Regions from separate parts of the Homo sapiens genome. Here region 2 is linked to region 1. Evidence: read pairs that join two places in POLR2A ChIA-PET (ENCODE). Cell type or tissue: A673. All regions are shown on one strand. Links, peaks and the distances in the headings refer to the core of each region. The heading gives the core; the rest is flanking DNA.

The links. ChIA-PET counts read pairs that join two places held together with the same protein. Peaks named below come from ENCODE experiments on the same cell type or tissue, not always from the same donor. Only the 100,000 strongest peaks of a DNase experiment are listed, where the experiment ranks them.
Region 2: POLR2A ChIA-PET joins it to region 1 with 10 read pairs; 2 of 35 experiments call an interaction of 5 or more read pairs at or near these places.

What each region holds. Positions count from the first base shown.
Region 1 is chr5:141,601,916-141,610,328 of GRCh38, reverse strand. The region is part of intron 1 of DIAPH1 (diaphanous related formin 1); the gene reads left to right. Among named protein-coding and RNA genes, the nearest start is that of DIAPH1, 13 kb to the left of the region's middle. RefSeq lists an enhancer at 4,614-4,693. In A673, for the core only: no CTCF peak of the experiment used is centred there; a DNase peak (open chromatin) is centred at 5,828; H3K27ac peaks cover 528 bases.
Region 2 is chr5:140,715,526-140,723,938 of GRCh38, reverse strand. The region is part of intron 1 of LOC105378198 (a long non-coding RNA gene); the gene reads right to left. It also overlaps VTRNA1-2. Among named protein-coding and RNA genes, the nearest start is that of ZMAT2, 19 kb to the right of the region's middle. RefSeq lists an enhancer at 5,134-5,243. In A673, for the core only: CTCF peaks have their summits at 2,406 and 3,559 (motif pointing right); DNase peaks (open chromatin) are centred at 3,558 and 5,018; H3K4me3 peaks cover 701 bases.

The DNA.
Region 1 (8,413 bases), core at 144-8,143:
CTGTCTCAAAAACAAAACAAAACAAAAAAATTAGCCGGGTGTGGTGGTGGGTGCCTGTAATCCTAGCTACTTGGGAGGCTGAGGCAGGAGAATTGCTTGAACCCAGGAGACGGAGGTTGCAGTGAGCCATACATCATGTCACCCTTGGGCGACAGAGCGAGACTCCAACTCAGAAAAAAAAGAAAGAAAGAAAGAAAGAAATGGGGTCTCACTATGTTGCCCAGGCTGGTCTCGAACTCCTAGCGTCAAGTGATCCTCCTGCCTTGGCCTCCCAAAGCCCTGTGATTACAAGTGTGAGCCACTGTGCTCGGCTTCTCTCTTTTCTTCTAGAACTTGTATAGATTTAGCTTTTAAATTTCCCTCTTTTCTATCATGCATATGTGAGTTCCACATGTTCACTTTGGGATATAAATTGTCACCTGTGGTCAACAGAGAACATTTCTGATACTCTGAGGATTTCGGGACTTTCATTCCATTTATCGTGGAAGCATTTTTTTCTTGTTAGGTGGTGGTGTTAGCAACCTTTTGTTTTCCTGTATTCAGTATACTACAGATTGTGTAATGCCAGTCTTCCTGTTTCTAAATATTAATGAATGTTTAGCATCTTTATAGATAAGGAAAATTAATTCATTCCAGACTAGGATAGGGAATAACAACAGTAGCAGTAATAAAAGCAGTTGTTTGTTGCATACTTAACTGTATCCCTAGTGCAGTGCTAAAGAGCCTTAGATTTATTATCTCATTAATCTCTACATTGACCTTATAAAATAGGTACTGTTATTATTCCCATTTTATAGGTAATGAAACTGGAACTCAGATCAAGCAGCCTGCTTGAAGACATAGAACTAGTTAGTGACAGAGCTAGGATTCAAACCTAGGCCTAGCTGATTCAAAACTCATGGACTTACTCACTACATTGTACTGACAGTTTATGTGTGTCCAGTTTTTGTGCCTGCAGTGTAAAACTGGACTGCAGTGTAACTATTCACTGCTAGGAATTTCTTAGAAAATTTTGGTGGTATTCCCTTAGAGTTCTTTGGTCATCTACAGTCTATTAAAATGAACTGGATTCTCCTAGAGTTCAGTTGGCAGGAAAAAAGTACTAGGCTTAGATGTAAAAAGCGTAGTGGCTAAATGCCTGTTTTTTTTTTTTTTTTTTTGCATTTAGTAATTTAGACTTTGAAGCCATTGGAAGAATCTTAATTAAACCTTTTTTAGGCATGAAAAAATAGCTATTACAGTGCTTGCAAAACCTATCTTTCGCTTGGCTCATGCGTTATTAGGATGATGCTTAAATTATTATTTTTTAATGTAACTGTGTCTCCTTTGTAAGTAGAACAGCTCTAACATCATCACCTGTCAGGAGTTTTAGTTGTTTAAATTGCTGAGAGCCACAAGTAGTGGTAACAATGTTACAGGAAGGGGGAAGCTGTTACTAGACTGTCTCTATAGTTATCCTTTTTATATTTTAAATTTGACGTTTGGTATTCTTAAAGACCTCTGTTTGTGCTCCTGAAATTTGACTGTTGTAATGATTGCAAATGGCTAATAACCAGGATCTCTTCTGAGTCTGGGAACTGCTGAAGTTTGTTCTTTAGACCTGGCAGTTATTTGCCAGTGGTTAATAATTAAGACATTGCCACAGAGGTCCAAGTACCTGGAACTGGGATTTGTTTCTGGTGACTAGTGGTGAGGAGTAGGGAAGAGTTTCTGTTGATTTCCTGAGTCTACATGTATCTACTCTAGATCCAAAGACTGACCAAGAAGTCATGAGACTGTCCTATCAGGTTCAGTTCTTGCTCTTTAAGAAATTGTAATTTCAACCACGTCTATAAAAGAGGGATAGAAAAAGCTCTAAGGCTGTGATCTTAGACTTTAAATGCTGTAGAAATTCATAGAAGTGAGGGAATTAAGTGGAAAGGCTATTGGACTGACAGAAGGCCTAAGTTTCAAAATCTTAGAATGCTGGAGTCAAAAGGATGCTAAGAATTATCTAATTCAACCCCTTTATTTTTTATTTTTTAAGAGTCAGAGTCTTACTCTGTTGCCCAGGCTGGAGCGCAGTGGTGCAGTCATGGCCCACTGCAGCCTGGAACTCCTGGGCTCAAGCAGTCCTCCCACCTCAGCCTCCAGAGTAGCTGGGATACAGGCACAGGCCACCGGGCCCAGCTATCAACCCCTTTACTTTATAGATTAAGAAATGTTGACTAGACAAGTGATCTGTCCAAATTTAAAACTAGAAATAGAACCTTTATCTCCCACCCTGTCTGAATTATTCTTTCCATATGTAGCTGCTTAGTTGTGTCTTTACCACTAATTAACCATGTGAACTCTAAGCAAGTTATTTTACTTTTCTTCATCTTTTTATCTTTTGTAAAATTAGGGGGTTATTATGAATCATTTCTAACATCTCTGCTAATGCCCCAGATACTGTAAATGACCCAGAATGTAATTGCGGGCAGTGTTAACTTAGCTTCCTAGAAGATGGGGGATATGACTGGGCCTTGAATAAAATCCAAGATTTGGCAGAGTAGAGAGGGAAAGAATTCATGAGATGGGGAGCAGTAGAACAAAGGCTTAGGTGTGAATATGTGGCTGTAGTAAAGAGAAATGGCCTGATTATAGCAATTATATGAGGTTTAGTAGAACCATTTAAGAAAGGTAAAGCCACTTCATAGAAATTATTTTATCCCTGGTAAGGGCTTTAAGGTTCCCTTTCTATAAAAACCTGCAGAAAGCAGGATTGAAATTTAACATTTTGTAACAGGTTGTAATACATGTTGATGTCCGTTTTTGGCCATGTGATAAGTGGTGGTGACAGTAAGTACATTGGAATATCCAAGAAGGAATAGTGTTAAGGTCAGTTTTCAGCAAGTTATTTCCGCTACGTAGATGGAGTTTAAAAAGTTAAGTTTATTTGATTTTCAGTCCTTACCAATTTTAATACATCGATCTTTTTAGACTTTCAGAAATTAGATTTTAAAAGGCGTGACTCTTCAGCTGGATCTCAAGGATGTATAAGAAAATTATGGGCTCAGATAGGTAATGCCATTGTTGAAACAATCTGAGTCTATCTTTGGGCCCTGTTGTTTCTTCTAAATGTTCTTTAATACAGTACGATTTAGCTTTTGATTGCATACTTATTTGAAGTATTCTTCTGTCTTTCTTGAATGCAAAAATATATGTTTATATCTTATTTTGGGGTCTTATCTCCCATCTAGATTGTAAGGTTTCTAAGAGTAGTGGTAGTATTTAGCTCATGTTAGTTAATATCCTTTATGTATTTTATATTTTAGTTTTAATGTTAACCTTGGGAATCTTTTTCTTTTTTCTCATCTTAAGGTTTGCTTCCTTTTTTTTTTTTTTTAATAGCCTTGGGAATCTTGATTATTTTCAAGGCTCTCTGTTTCTGTGATCTAATATAGGAGACTGACAGTTTTGAAAACATTAATTCTCTCTCACCAAAGTAACTATGGGGCAGAGAGAATCACTAATGTAACTATATGTGACCAGAAGAACTCTGTTGAGAAGAGATTATTATTCATCTCTGGAGAGATAGTTTTGACTTGTGTTTAATGAAAGAACATGTCTGTAGGATTAAAAAAAACTCTTATGTTATTTTACATAGTGTAAGGCTATCAACTTTTATTATTAAAAATGAAAGCAGGCACTTTGGGAGGCCGAGGTGGGCAGATCACCTGAGGCCAGGAGTTCAAGACCAGCCTGGCCAACATGGTGAAACCCCGTCTCTACTAAAAATACAAAAATTATCCAGGCGTGGTGGTGCCCAGTTGTAGTCCCAGCTACCCGGGAGGCCGAGGCAGGAGAATTGCTTGAACCCAGGAGGTGGAGGTTGCTGTGAGTCGAGATTGTGCCATTGCACTCCAGCCTGGGCGACAGAGCGAGACTCTGTCTCAAAATAAATAAATAAATAAAAATGAAAGCAGGATTTGACTCAGTGCCCTTAGGGATTGTTACATACATTTAAAGTGAATAATTGCTAAGTTCCCATATTATTTGAATCTATTAATATGATCTTTAATGGCTACAGAAAGGTTTACATTGAGTATTAAATGAAGAGAACAAGGAAGAGTTTTCAAGTCCTCAGGGTATGTCTGGATATCCACAAAAAGTACTAGTGGCAGTAGGAGTGCACCATTTTTTTCATAAGCACATATACTCCCACCCAGAGCTATAAGAATTCCTTCAGTTCCTTCATTTGGCAATAGAAGCAAAATAGTTTTGGACTATTCTAAAATTATTTCATTTTGCATGGGGCCTAGAGGGATATTTTTAGTTTTCTTAGTTTTTGTGAAAGATGTGTGTCAGGCTTAGAGGTCTCTAGTGATTTCTTTCTTGATTCTTGTATTTTTAAAAGATGGGAGTTGGTCTTAGTTGGCAGCTCTTTGCATCCGCCAGGGCTGTTCGTTACTTACTTCTAGGTCTGTGGGTGACGTCTGTTTCCTGTGATTGAAACCGCAAGAAGAAGTGGTGAGAAGCCACTGTAGGATATGTATTATCAGGCAAGCAGCAGGCATTGGGCTGCCCTCAAAAAGAGCAGTAGTACCTAAGTATAGTCTTTAAGGAGTCGGAAGAGACCCTAGAAATGATCTGACCCAGCCTCTTAAAATTAGGAGGACACTGAGGCCTAGTGGTATTAAGTTGCTCAAAGTCGTGTAATTAGATGACCTAGGTTTTAGACTCCACTAATATTCTTCTCAGTATTCTTTCTCACATTGCATTGTCATACCTAAACTTTGTAACTGTGCCTTGTCAGGAGTGTTTCCTTAAGCAAAATACCACTGGAGAAGAGTAAATACTGATAGGCATTTTGCCTATGGTAATTGGATGATGATGTTTTGCTTTTAGATGATGTGCTAATGATTTTTTGTGTGTGCTTTTTTTTTGAAAACACATATATATTTTTGAAACAATACGTAAGAACCCTAAATTTCTATTTTTCATTTTTATTTTACAGTCTTTGTATATTTTAGTCATTATCTCTATGCACAAATATTTTTACAACATTGCCTTTATAGTTTACAGATGTTTTTTGCTTTTAAAATAGTGTCATAAAAATTTTCCAGCTTTCTAATCTTTGAAAATTGCCACCTTAATTTGAAATGGAAATGTATGTGTATTCTAAAAGTGATAGTTTTTTTCTAAGAAAATACAAATGTATATAAAAAGAGTAAAACAGTCCCATACTTTGTTTTTCAGAAATTAATTTTTTTTAATGGTTAGAACCAAAGAGAACAGTACATGATATATGGAAGTTTCTTTAGATCCTAAGTACTTTGGCATGAAATTCTGTGTGTGTTTGTGTTAGAACATAGTTCAACACAAGTACAATTGCTAGAAGTATCAGAACAACCTTATTTTAACACTTATATTTCTGGTGGTAGAGAAATAATAAGATTTCATCTTCATGCTCATCTCCCCTCCTCCCTAAGATTTTTTCAAAATCTTATTCTGAATGTGTACCGGGCCAAAAAATATTTTCTGTGGTTTCGTAGGATCAAGTCTGGCTTATTGAGTAGTAGTATAATTTTTGGATTAGTTAAGCGGTTGTCAGTAGGGGTAGGATTATTTCTGGGTATTCAGGAGTGGTGTGAGGATACAAAAAAGAGATTATTTAGAAATGAAAGGACTTTAGGAATGGGATTTAAAACAAGGTGTCCTCATACTTGGTGCCTGTATGTAGAAGCGGTAGCAGTTGCAGAAACTTCCTGCTGTCTGCTAGGCTTTGGGTGTGTCACACACATGCCCACCCTTGAGGAAGAGTAGATGTCCTGCTACTCACATCATAACATGGGAGGAGAAGACAGTTGCTACGGCGATTGGGAAACAGCATTCCTGAGTCACTGACTATTTCTAAATGAATGGACAACACCCCTTTTTTTAAAGGAGTGATCATAGTCTTCTCTAAGCTTAGGCAGCAGAGGGAGAGGCCTAGTAAGAAAGGAAGAGCAAGTATCAATATTTGAAGCTTGAGAAATATGTTGAAATTTTGGAAAAATTGGTTAACATTATGTTTTGTTTCCTGTATATGTATTCAAAAGTTGTATTGGAACCTTAGAATGTTTGAAAGGAAGGAAGCTTTGCTTACTGTTCTGTCACCAAATGACAGACTATGCATGCTGGCTTTCACCTTCTGAACAGCAGAAGATACCGGTGTGCCTGCTACACCTTGTGATACTTGATAGGAAAGTAGGACTTCCAGACTCTGAGCACTTTCTCTGTTGGCAGCTTGTTTGCCCAAACCATGTGTGCTTTATAGTGCAAGGACTGGCAGTTTGTATGGATGGACTTGGAGGAATGCAGCATCCTCAGCCCGGTTTCTACCTGTTCTGCTGTGCTGGAATAGTGATACCAGCGTGGCCTTTCCTCCTTCCCTCTGGGCTATCAACTACCTAGGATGCCGGCTGCCAGTTGCAGGGCTTTAGGATGAGCTGAGCTGTAGGCAAAAAGTTACTTTTTCCCTTTCCCCAAGGTACTTGCCTTCTTGAACTATTAGAGAAGTGATACTTTGGACCTGTTAGAGGATCCAATTCTAATATTAAGATAGTTTTCCCCTCATTTTAATTATAATTGGGAAATAAGGTTTATTGGAAAGCAGACTCACCAACAGTTTTAGACAGTTGTGCAGGACATTAAGTTAGTTGCTTTACATTTATAAGTAAATTATTTCAAATTTATAAGCAAATTATTGAAATACAGAATGGACTACAGTTACTACTGTTCTTTATACGGCATTTCTAACTTGTGCTTGACACTGGCCACTGCCTAGAATCTTTCATTGTTCCCGGGTGGGGTTAGGAAAAAGATGCTGATTTTGGAAGGCAGGGGTAGATTGATAGAACTCTTTTAATTAGGAATAAAAGATATTGGACTGTCTTTTACTATGTTTCCTTTGTTGGCTGTTGTATGAATTCTAACAAGTTTATTATTTATTTATGTTTTCTCAGCTTTATTGAGGTATAATTGACATACAAATTGTTTATGGTATACAACATGATGTTTTGATATATGTATACATTGTGGAACTAATGAGTTTAACTCTCCAGTGCTTAGTTTAGCTGTGGGGCTGCTGAGGCACTCTGAACCAAATGGAGGAGCTGCTACAGTCTTACCTAATCCTTCAGCACTTTTTCCTCAGTGGTCATGGAGAACATGAGCCTATCATTTCCATTTCTGGGGACTGCTAGGTAATCTTCAGCCTTCTTTCCCTTAAACACATTTAGCTTTTCTAGGTTTATAGTTTATATTTTTAAATTCCTGGTCATTTTGTGCCCCTCTTCTAGACTTCCTTTCCTCTGAGGTACCCTTTTTCTTTCCTTTATTTTCTTTTTGAAGTGGGTACTCCAACTCTACACAACGCCTGTGTAGGCTGCAGGCACCAATAAGTGGTGATGTCAGAATCTAGTTTGTTTCTCTGTAAATGCTAGATGAAATGTTGATTCAATTGCTGTTGTCTTTGGGCCATTCCTTGAAAATGGAAGGGAAAGTTCTTCTGTGCATTTAAAGTTGTCCATTATTTCATTTTCTTTAGTTCTGACTGACTTCTGTTTAAGGAGTGGGAATTGAAGAAGGGAAACTAGCCAGTTTCAGTGGTTCCATCATATATTATTTAACTTTTACAAAGTACTTTGCAAAACAAAGTGCTTTATATCTGTTTTATTATTTATTCTTCATACTAGTCCTCTGAGACAACAGAACCCTAGAGATAGGAAGACTGAAACTGTGGTCGATTTTTAAAAGCTTACCCTGACTTTACATTCCTTTAGTGGAAATGTGATAAATTTTGTGGCAAAGGCCAGGCGTGGTGGCTCACGCTTGTAATCCCAGCACTTTGGGAGGCCAAGGCAGGTGGATCACGAGGTCAGGAGTTCAAGACCATCCTGGCTAATACGGTGAAACCCCGTCTCTACTAAATATACAAAAAATTAGCCGAGTGAGGTGATGGGCGCCTGTAGTTCCAGCTACTCGGGAGGCTGAGACAGGAGAATGGTCTGAACGCAGGGGCGTAGCTTGCAGTGAGCCAAGATTGCGCCACTGCACTCCAGCATAGGCAACAGAGTGAGACTTCGTCTCAAAAAAAAAAATTTTTTTTTGTGGCAAAGCTAGATCAGGCCTCAATGGTAACTGAATTCAAGATCCTATTATGACCCTCTGTTGCCTCAGTACCCTAAGGAACTGTGTCAATCCTGAATAAAGAAATTAATCAGAGCTGGACCCTTATCTCTCTGTTCTGCATGATTCTAAGTGACATATGCCTTACCTTACCTGTTCTTTCTGGGTAGGTAGATTAGGATATGAAAGGAAATTATTTTTGGCTGTAGTGATACTTATTTCCCATTTTACCCATAGGTAGACTTTGTCATTATTGAGGGCTTATTGTCCTGTGGGCTCC
Region 2 (8,413 bases), core at 72-8,071, 890 kb after region 1:
GATCGCGCCTGTGCACTCCAGCCTGGGCACAGAGCAAGACTCCGTCTCAAACAAAAAAAAAAAAAGAAAAAAGAAAAAAAAAAGAAGTGACCAGAGGTAAGCTCCACTGTACCAAAAAAGGAACGACATCCTTTGAAGCTAAATTAAACTAGATGGTTTCCTGAAGAATGAGACTGGGTGCGGTGGCTCAGGCATGTAATCCCAGGACTTTGGGAGGCCGAGGCAGGCAGATCATTTGAGGTCAGGAGTTCAAGACCAGCCTGGCCAACATGGTGAAACCCCATATGTACTAAAAATACAAAAAAATTAACCAGGCATAGTGGTGGGCGACTGTAATCCCAGCTACTCAGGAGGCTAAGGCGGGAGAATCCCTTGAACCCGGGAGGCGGACGTTGCAGTGAGCTGAGATACCCCCACTGCACTCCCGCCTGGGTGAAAGAGCAAGACTCTGTCTCAAAAATAATACCAGTAATAATAATAAATCAATAAAAATCAGGTAAATGGAGCTGGGCAGAATGGTGCATGCCTAGAGTCCCTGCAACTCGGGAGGCTGAGGCAGAAGGATCACTCGAGCCCAGGAGTTCAAGGCTGTTGCCTGCTATAATTATACTTGTGAATGGCTACTGTACTGCAGCCTGGGCAACATAGCAAGACCCTCTTCTCTAAATAAAATAAAATAAATAAAATTAAAAAATCAGGTGAATGGTTAATTCCAAAAGTGAAGGGGTTGTGAAAATCAAAAGAGAGATACAGGGTTTCTGGAATGTTGGCAACGTTTTCTTATCCTTAGTAGTGATTATATGGATTATATAGTAGTGATTATATGGATTCATTTTATAAGTATTTAAATTTACGTATATACCTCATAAACTTTCTGCATGTTTATCTCACAGTGTTAAAATGCTTAATTAATTAACTGTAGAAAATTGATACAATCATCATAAGCATACATGCATCCAATATACAATCTTGAACTATATCAAACAAACAGGAAAAAATACATAAATCACCAATTGTAGTTGGAAATGTTTTAACATGCATCTCTAAGAACTGTAGATCACATAGAACTGAAAATAGTATGGATATGAATGAGCTGAAATGAAAAACATTTTTAAAAATATGTAGAACCAAAATAAACAGGCACTCTTTTTGAATATACATATAACACTTACAACAATAGACCATGTATTAGGCCATAAAGGAAGCATCAATAAATTCCAAAGATCCAATCCCATTCAGACAATGTTCTCCTACTACAATGCATTCTGAAATTAACATTTGTAAAAACAATTGCTAAAATAAAATCCCACTTACTTGGAAAATAAATAACATATTACTAGATCAGACTCAGCTTATAAAACACTTAGAAGTGAATGAAACACTACATGACAGAATTTGTGTACTACAAATAAAGCAGTATTTAAAGGCAAACTTACAGTTTTAAATACACTAATAATTAAGAGAGATTAAAATCAAATGAGCTGCCACAGGAGACACAACCTCACACCCTTCAGGATAGCTACTATCAATAACACACACATACACACACACACACACACACACACTCAGAGAGAGAGAGAGAATAAGTGTTAGTGAAGATGTGGAGAAATTGAAGCATTTCTGCACTATTGGTGGGAATGTAAAATGATACAGCTGCTATGGAAAACAGTATGGCAGTCACTTAAATAGCTAAAAATAGAATTACCATATAATCCAGCAATTCCACTTCTGGTATATACCCAAAGGAATTGAAAGCAGAAACTCAAATAGAAATTCGTACACTTATGTTCATAGCAGCATCGTTCATAATAGCTAAAAGGTCAGAACAACCCAAATGTCTATCGATGGATGATGGCTAAACAAAATATTCCGTTTTAATAATATTCCATTGTAGTATTCACATACAATAGCATATTATTTATCCTTTTTAAAAAGGAATGAAATTATGGTACATGATACAACATGGATGAACCTTAAGAACATTGTGCTGGCCGGGTGCAGTGGCTCACGCCTGTAATCCCAGCACTTTGGGAGGCCGAGGTGAGTGGATCACCTGAGGTCAGGAGTTCGAAACCAGCCTGGACAACATAGCCAAACCCGTCTCTACTAAAAATACAAATATTAGCCGTGCGTGGTGGTGGGCGTCTGTAATCCCAGCTACTGGGGAGGTTGAGGCAGGAGAATCGCTTGAACCCGGGAGGCGGAGGTTACAGTGAGCTGAGATCGCACCATTGCACTCCAGCCTGGGAGAAAAAGCCAGACTCTGTCTCAAAAAAAAAAAAAATTGTGCTAAGGGAAATAAAGGAGTCACAAAAAGACAGCTACTGTGTGATTCCACTTTTATGAGATACCTAGAGTAGTCAAATTTATAGAGACGGAAAGCAGAATGGCAGTTGCCAGGGATTAGAGATAGAGGGAGGTGGAGAGTTATTAGTTAATGGGTATAGAGTTTCAGTTTTGAAAGATGAAGAGTTCCTGGAGATAGATAGTGGTGATGGTTGCATAACAGTGTGAATGTACCTACCACCACTGAGCTGAACATTTTAAAATGGTTCATATGCCAAATTTTGTTTTCTGTGTATTTTACCACAATTAAAATTTTTTATGGAAAACAAAAACAAACGTTCTGGCTTCCAGATTCCTATAGAATAACGCCAGTTACCTAAATTTGAATCTCTCCACACATCCTATAAACAAACAAAACTAAGGAGAACGAATAAAACCATCCATGGCTACAATATAATTTACAGACAGAGAAAATTATAAACCCCATTTTATATAAAAGCAGGTATATACATCCAAAACCAGCAGATCCAGTTACAGAGCCATGCTCTAGAAGAGAAGCCAAGATGGCACAGAAAGGCTAAACCACCACCAGAAAAAGAGTCCCATCTTGAGTGGAGAAATACTGACAATACGTCCGAGATCTGGTAGATGAAAGAACTGAGACAGATTTTAAAAGGGGGTGAAATTGTTTGAGACTGGCCATGGCAATGTTGCAAAGGCAAGAGGAAAGGCAGGAGGAAAGAGGCGACTTGAAGGGAAGGTACCCCTTCAGGGCTTGATGGTGAAGAAAAAGGAAGCAAGCAATGAGTAAGAGTCCCAGGCTGGGTGCGGTGGCTCACTGCTGTAAACCAACATTATGGGATGCTGAGGAGGACGGATATCTTAAGGTCAGGAACTCGAGACCAGCCTGGGCAACATGGCAAGATGCCTGTCTCTACAAAAATATTAAAATTAAATAAAATAATAAAATTAAATAAATACAAAATTTAGCCAGGCGAGGTAGCGCGCACCTGTGGTCCCAGCTACTCAGGAGGAAGCTGAGGCAGGAGGATTGCTTGAGGCAGAGGTTCCAGTGAGCTGAGACGGCGCCACTGCACTCCAGTCTCGGAGAGAGAGATAGACCCTGTCTCAAAAAGAAAAAGAAAAAGAAAAGAAAATTAAGAGTCCCACAGAAATGAAAGAGAATTACAAAATCACAAGGCATCAGTCGGTGCTCCACTCTAAAAAAGGGCTATTTCGGGGAAAAATGCATTTTGTTCTACCAACAAAAGAGGGCACTCTTGAACTAAGAAAGCTGGTAAGGCACCCAAACTTCTGCCTCATTTGCAGTTGCTGAAACTGGAAAATAAAATATTACAAAATGCACAGAAAATTGCAGACATATTATATAGAAAAATTTTAAGTGAAAATCCATACTTTTTTTTTTTTTTTTGAGACGGAGTCTCGCTCTGTCGCCCAGGCTGGAGTGCAGTTGCGCAATCTCGGCTCACTGCAAGCTCCGCCTCCCGGGTTCACGCCATTCTCCTGCTTCAGCCTCTCTGAGTAACTGGGACTACAGGCGCCCGCCACCACGCCCAGCTAATTTTTTTGTATTTTTAGTAGAGACAGGGTCGCACCGTGGTCTCGATCTCCTGACCTCGTGATCCGCCCGCCTCGGCCTCCCAAAGTGCTGGGATTACAAGCGTGAGCCACCGAGCCCAGCCAAAAGTCCGTATTTTTTTTAAACTCACCATGGAACCGGAAAACTGAAACACAGTACTCCAACCTAAATTAGATAACCTTAAACAATCATTTGGTAACATGAAAAAAATGCCATGAATCAGAAAAATAACTCAGAAGAGAAATAGACAAAGAACAAAATAACTAAGAAAACAGTTTGTAAAAAAGCAGGAGAAATAGAAGGAAAAAAAATCAGAAAAAAACTAAATTATAAGATGTCCAAAGGGAAGAGCTTTTACTTAAGATATAATAACTGGTATTGAGAAAAGGTATTAACACAGCCAATAAAAAAAAAAAGATATCTCTTAGAACATCCATTAGATTTGAAAGAAAAACTCCTCTGGGCCTCAGGCAAAAAGGATGAGAAGATACAAGTATACAATTAACTGTTACAACAAACACATGAACATTACTGAACATTGAAAAATATTTTTAAAGTTAAGAGTTTGGTTGTTTTAGGTTTTCTTTTCTTTTTTTTCTTTTTTTTTTTTTTTTTGTGATACGGAGTCTTGCTCTGTCGCCCAGGCTGGAGTGCAGTGGCGCGATCTCGGCTCACAGCAAGCTCCACCTCCCGAATGGCTCACGCCATTCTCCTGCCTCAGCCTCCCGAGTAGCTGGGGCTACAGGCGCCCGCCACCACACCCGGCTAATTTTTTTGTATTTTTAGTAGAGACGGGGTTTCACCGGGTTAGCGAGGATGGTCTTGATTTCCTGACCTCGTGATCCGCCCGCCTCGGCCTCCCAAAGTGCTGGGATTACAGGCATGAGCCACCGCGCCCGGCCTGTTTTTGGTTTTCAAGCACTTCCTTACTTTCTAGCACTGTGAGATGCACCCTGTCCATCTCTGTATTTCCTGCCCAGTGCTAAAATCAGCCATTTCTCCATGGTTCCCCATGGAAAAGGAGCTGAACTTCAGCAGTAAAAGAGCTGGAAAGCACCCGCGGGTCTCGAACCACCCAGAGAGGTGGTTACAATGTACTCGAAGTAACCGCTGAGCTAAAGCCAGCCCAGAGGCTATCTCCGGATTATATTTTCTTGACTGGTGAGAAAGACCTACGTCACAAAGTGAGTCAAAACAACAGTGTTTTAGCATGACTCAGCAACCAGGACTGTCCAACACGCCACCGCCTCCAGACAATTGGAGTGTACAGCCAGGGACACACAGCAGTGACAAGGACACAGCCTTCCCCTAACCCTGGAGAGCTCTTCCGCAGTTGTGTACCTGGCTTATTTTCTCCTTCTCAGCAGTCACCTGGTCCACAAGTCTCGACACACCCCCACCTCCTTCGCCTTCAGCCACTGCGCTCCCAAAACAACCACGCAGGGTCACTTTGTGATCAAATCGACTTTTACAACTAGTGCTTGGGCCAGGGGAGTGGCGTCTTTACAAGGTGTAAATTGTATTTCAGACCTTATCTTAGAACTTCGCTGCTAAACTAGATAAACCTTCCAACCCCGGCCCAGGTGAAACTTCCTGTTATGCTTTTTAAATTTTTTTTGTTAGAGACAGACTCTCCCTCTGTCACCCAGTCTGGAGTGCAATGGCCCCATCTAGGCTTAACCCATACGCCCCTCTTAGCCTCGCGAGTGGCTAGGACTACAGGCATAGGCCACCATGCCTAACTAATGTTTTTTCTTTTCTTTTCATTTATTTATTTATTTTATTTATTTATTTTTTTGAGATGGAGTCTCCACTCTGTTGCCCAAGCTGGACTGCAGTGGTACCACCTCAGCTCACTGCAGCCTCCGCCTCCCGGGTTGAAGTGATTCTCATGCCTCTCCCTCCCAAGTAGCTGAGACTACAGGCACGCGCCACCACACCCATCTAATTTCTGTATTTTTTAATAGAGGCGAGGTTTCACCATTTTGGACAGGCTGGTCTCGAACTCCTGACCTCAAGTGATCCACTTGACTTGGCCTTCCAAATGGCTGGGATTACAGGCTTCAGCCATCGGGCCCAGCCTTTTTTGTTGTTGTTGTCGGAGACGGAGTCTTCCTATGTGGCCAAGGTTGACCTGGAACTGGCCTCAAGAGATCCTTCCACCTCAGCCACCCAAAGTGCTAGGATTACCCGTGTGAGCCTCCATGCCTGGCCTAAAAATTATTTCCATTTTTAATACCACAGGAACATCTATTCTTTTTATGTACACTGTAAACAGCTAATGTTTCTTCCCCAAATTCCTACTTTTCTCCAATTAACCACTGTTTATATTTCAATGTGTATCCTTCCAGTCCTTTTCCTCAATCTGTATATGTAACTGTACACAGAACATAAGGTTTTTCTTGGCTTGCTGGGAATCTTGGTTGTTGGATATTGTTTACTTAACAGCATGTCTTGGAGATCCTTCCACGCACTGCATATAAACCTAAATCACTTGTATTGTAACAGCTGCATTATATTCAAGTATAAATGTACTAGTTTTAAGTTTCACTATCATAAAGCTGCAGTAATACACATCCTGGTACATATATGTACACATACACAAATATGTTGTTAGAATATATGCTGGATTAAAGAATCTGCACACATATTTGGAGAAATACAAGAGGCCTTGAGGGTGCCTGAAGCCACAGGATCATCTTTAATAATAAGGATCATCTTTTGTTCCCCAGGTACTCTGAAGGGCAATTCCACCAGAATGTACATTCCATGACATCTGGGACTTTGATGCATTGCCCCAGACGATAATACCAGTACCTACAGCATGTTCACCTAAGCACTGGTCAAGTGGATATTCCTCAACCAGAATGCAAACATTTCCATTGGTTTTAGAAAGGGTTTTAGAAACCCCTGAAAGAAGCCTCTCTTTGAGATTTCTGAGTTATCTGGGATTGCTGTGGGCTCTTGAATTTCCATTCCATTTCCTTTCCCAAGACGCCAACTTGAGCACCTCCAAACACCCCATGACTTAGGTCCCTTTGAGACTCAAACCACTTACCAGTCCCAAGAGAGTTTAAAGATTCTGAAATTCAGAATTGCTTTTTTGAAGTGACCAGAGGTAAAATCCCACTGTACCAAAAAGGGAAAGACATCCTTTGAAGCTAAATTGAAGCTAAATTGAACTAGATGTTTTCCTGAAGAATGAGACTGGGCGCAGTGGCTCACACCTATAATCCCAGCACTTTGGGAGGCCAAGGTGGGCAGATGATTTGAGGTCAGGAGTTCAAGACCAGCCTGGCCAACATGGTGAAACCCCATCTGTACTAAAAATACAAAAAAAATTAGCCGGGCCTAGTGGCGGGCAACTGTAATCCCAGCTACTCAGGAGGCTGAGGCAGGAGAATCACCTGAACCCAGGAGGCGGAGGTTGCAGTGAGCTGAGATACCTCCACTGCACTCCTGCCTGGGTGAAAGAGCAAGACTCTGTCTCAAAAATAATACCAGTAATAATAATAAATCAATAAAAATCAGGTAAATGGAGTTGGGCAGAATGGTGCATGCCTAGAGTCCCAGCAACTTGAGAGTCTGAGGCAGAAGGATCACTTGAGCCCAGGAGTTCAAGGCTGTTGCCCGCTATGATTACACCTGTGAATGGCTACTGTACTGCAGCCTGGGCAACATAGCAAGACCCTCTTCTCTAAATAAAATAAAATAAATAAAATAAAAATCAGGTGAATGGTTAATTCCAAAAGTGAAGGGGTTGTGAAAATCAAAAGAGAGATACAGGGTTTCTGGAATGTTGGCAAAGTTTTTTTGTTTTGTTTTGTTTGTTTGTTTGTTTGTTTGTTTGTTTGTTTTTGAGACTGAATTTCTCTCTTGTTGCCCAGGCTGGAGTGCAATGGCGCGATCTCGGCTCACCGCAACCTCTGCCTCCCGGGTTCAAGCGATTCTCCTGCCTCAGCCTCCCAAGTGGGATTACTGGCATGCGCCACCACCACAGCTAATTTTGTATTTTTACTAGAGAGAGTGTTTTTCCATGTTGGTCAGGCTGGTCTTGAACTCCTGACCTCAGGTGATCCGCCCGCCTCAGCCTCCCAAAGTGCTTGGATTACAGGTGTGAGCCACCGCGCCCGGTTGGCAACGTTTTCTTATCCTTAGTGGTGATTATATGGATTATATAGTAGTGAATATATGGATTCATTTTATAAGTATTTATTTAAATCTACATATATATCTTATAAACTTTCTGCATGTATGTTATGCCTCACAGTTTTAAAATGTTTAATTAGTAAACAGTAGAAAATTGATATAATCATCATAAGCATACATGCATCCACAATACAATCTCCAACTATGTCAAATAAATAGGAAAAAACATATAAATCACCAATTGTAGTTGGAAATGTTTTAACATGCATCTCTAAGAACTGTAGATCACATAGACCTGAAAATAGTATGGATATGAATGAGCTAAAAAACAATTTTAAAAATATGTAGATCTAAAATAATCAGGCATTCTTTTTTAAT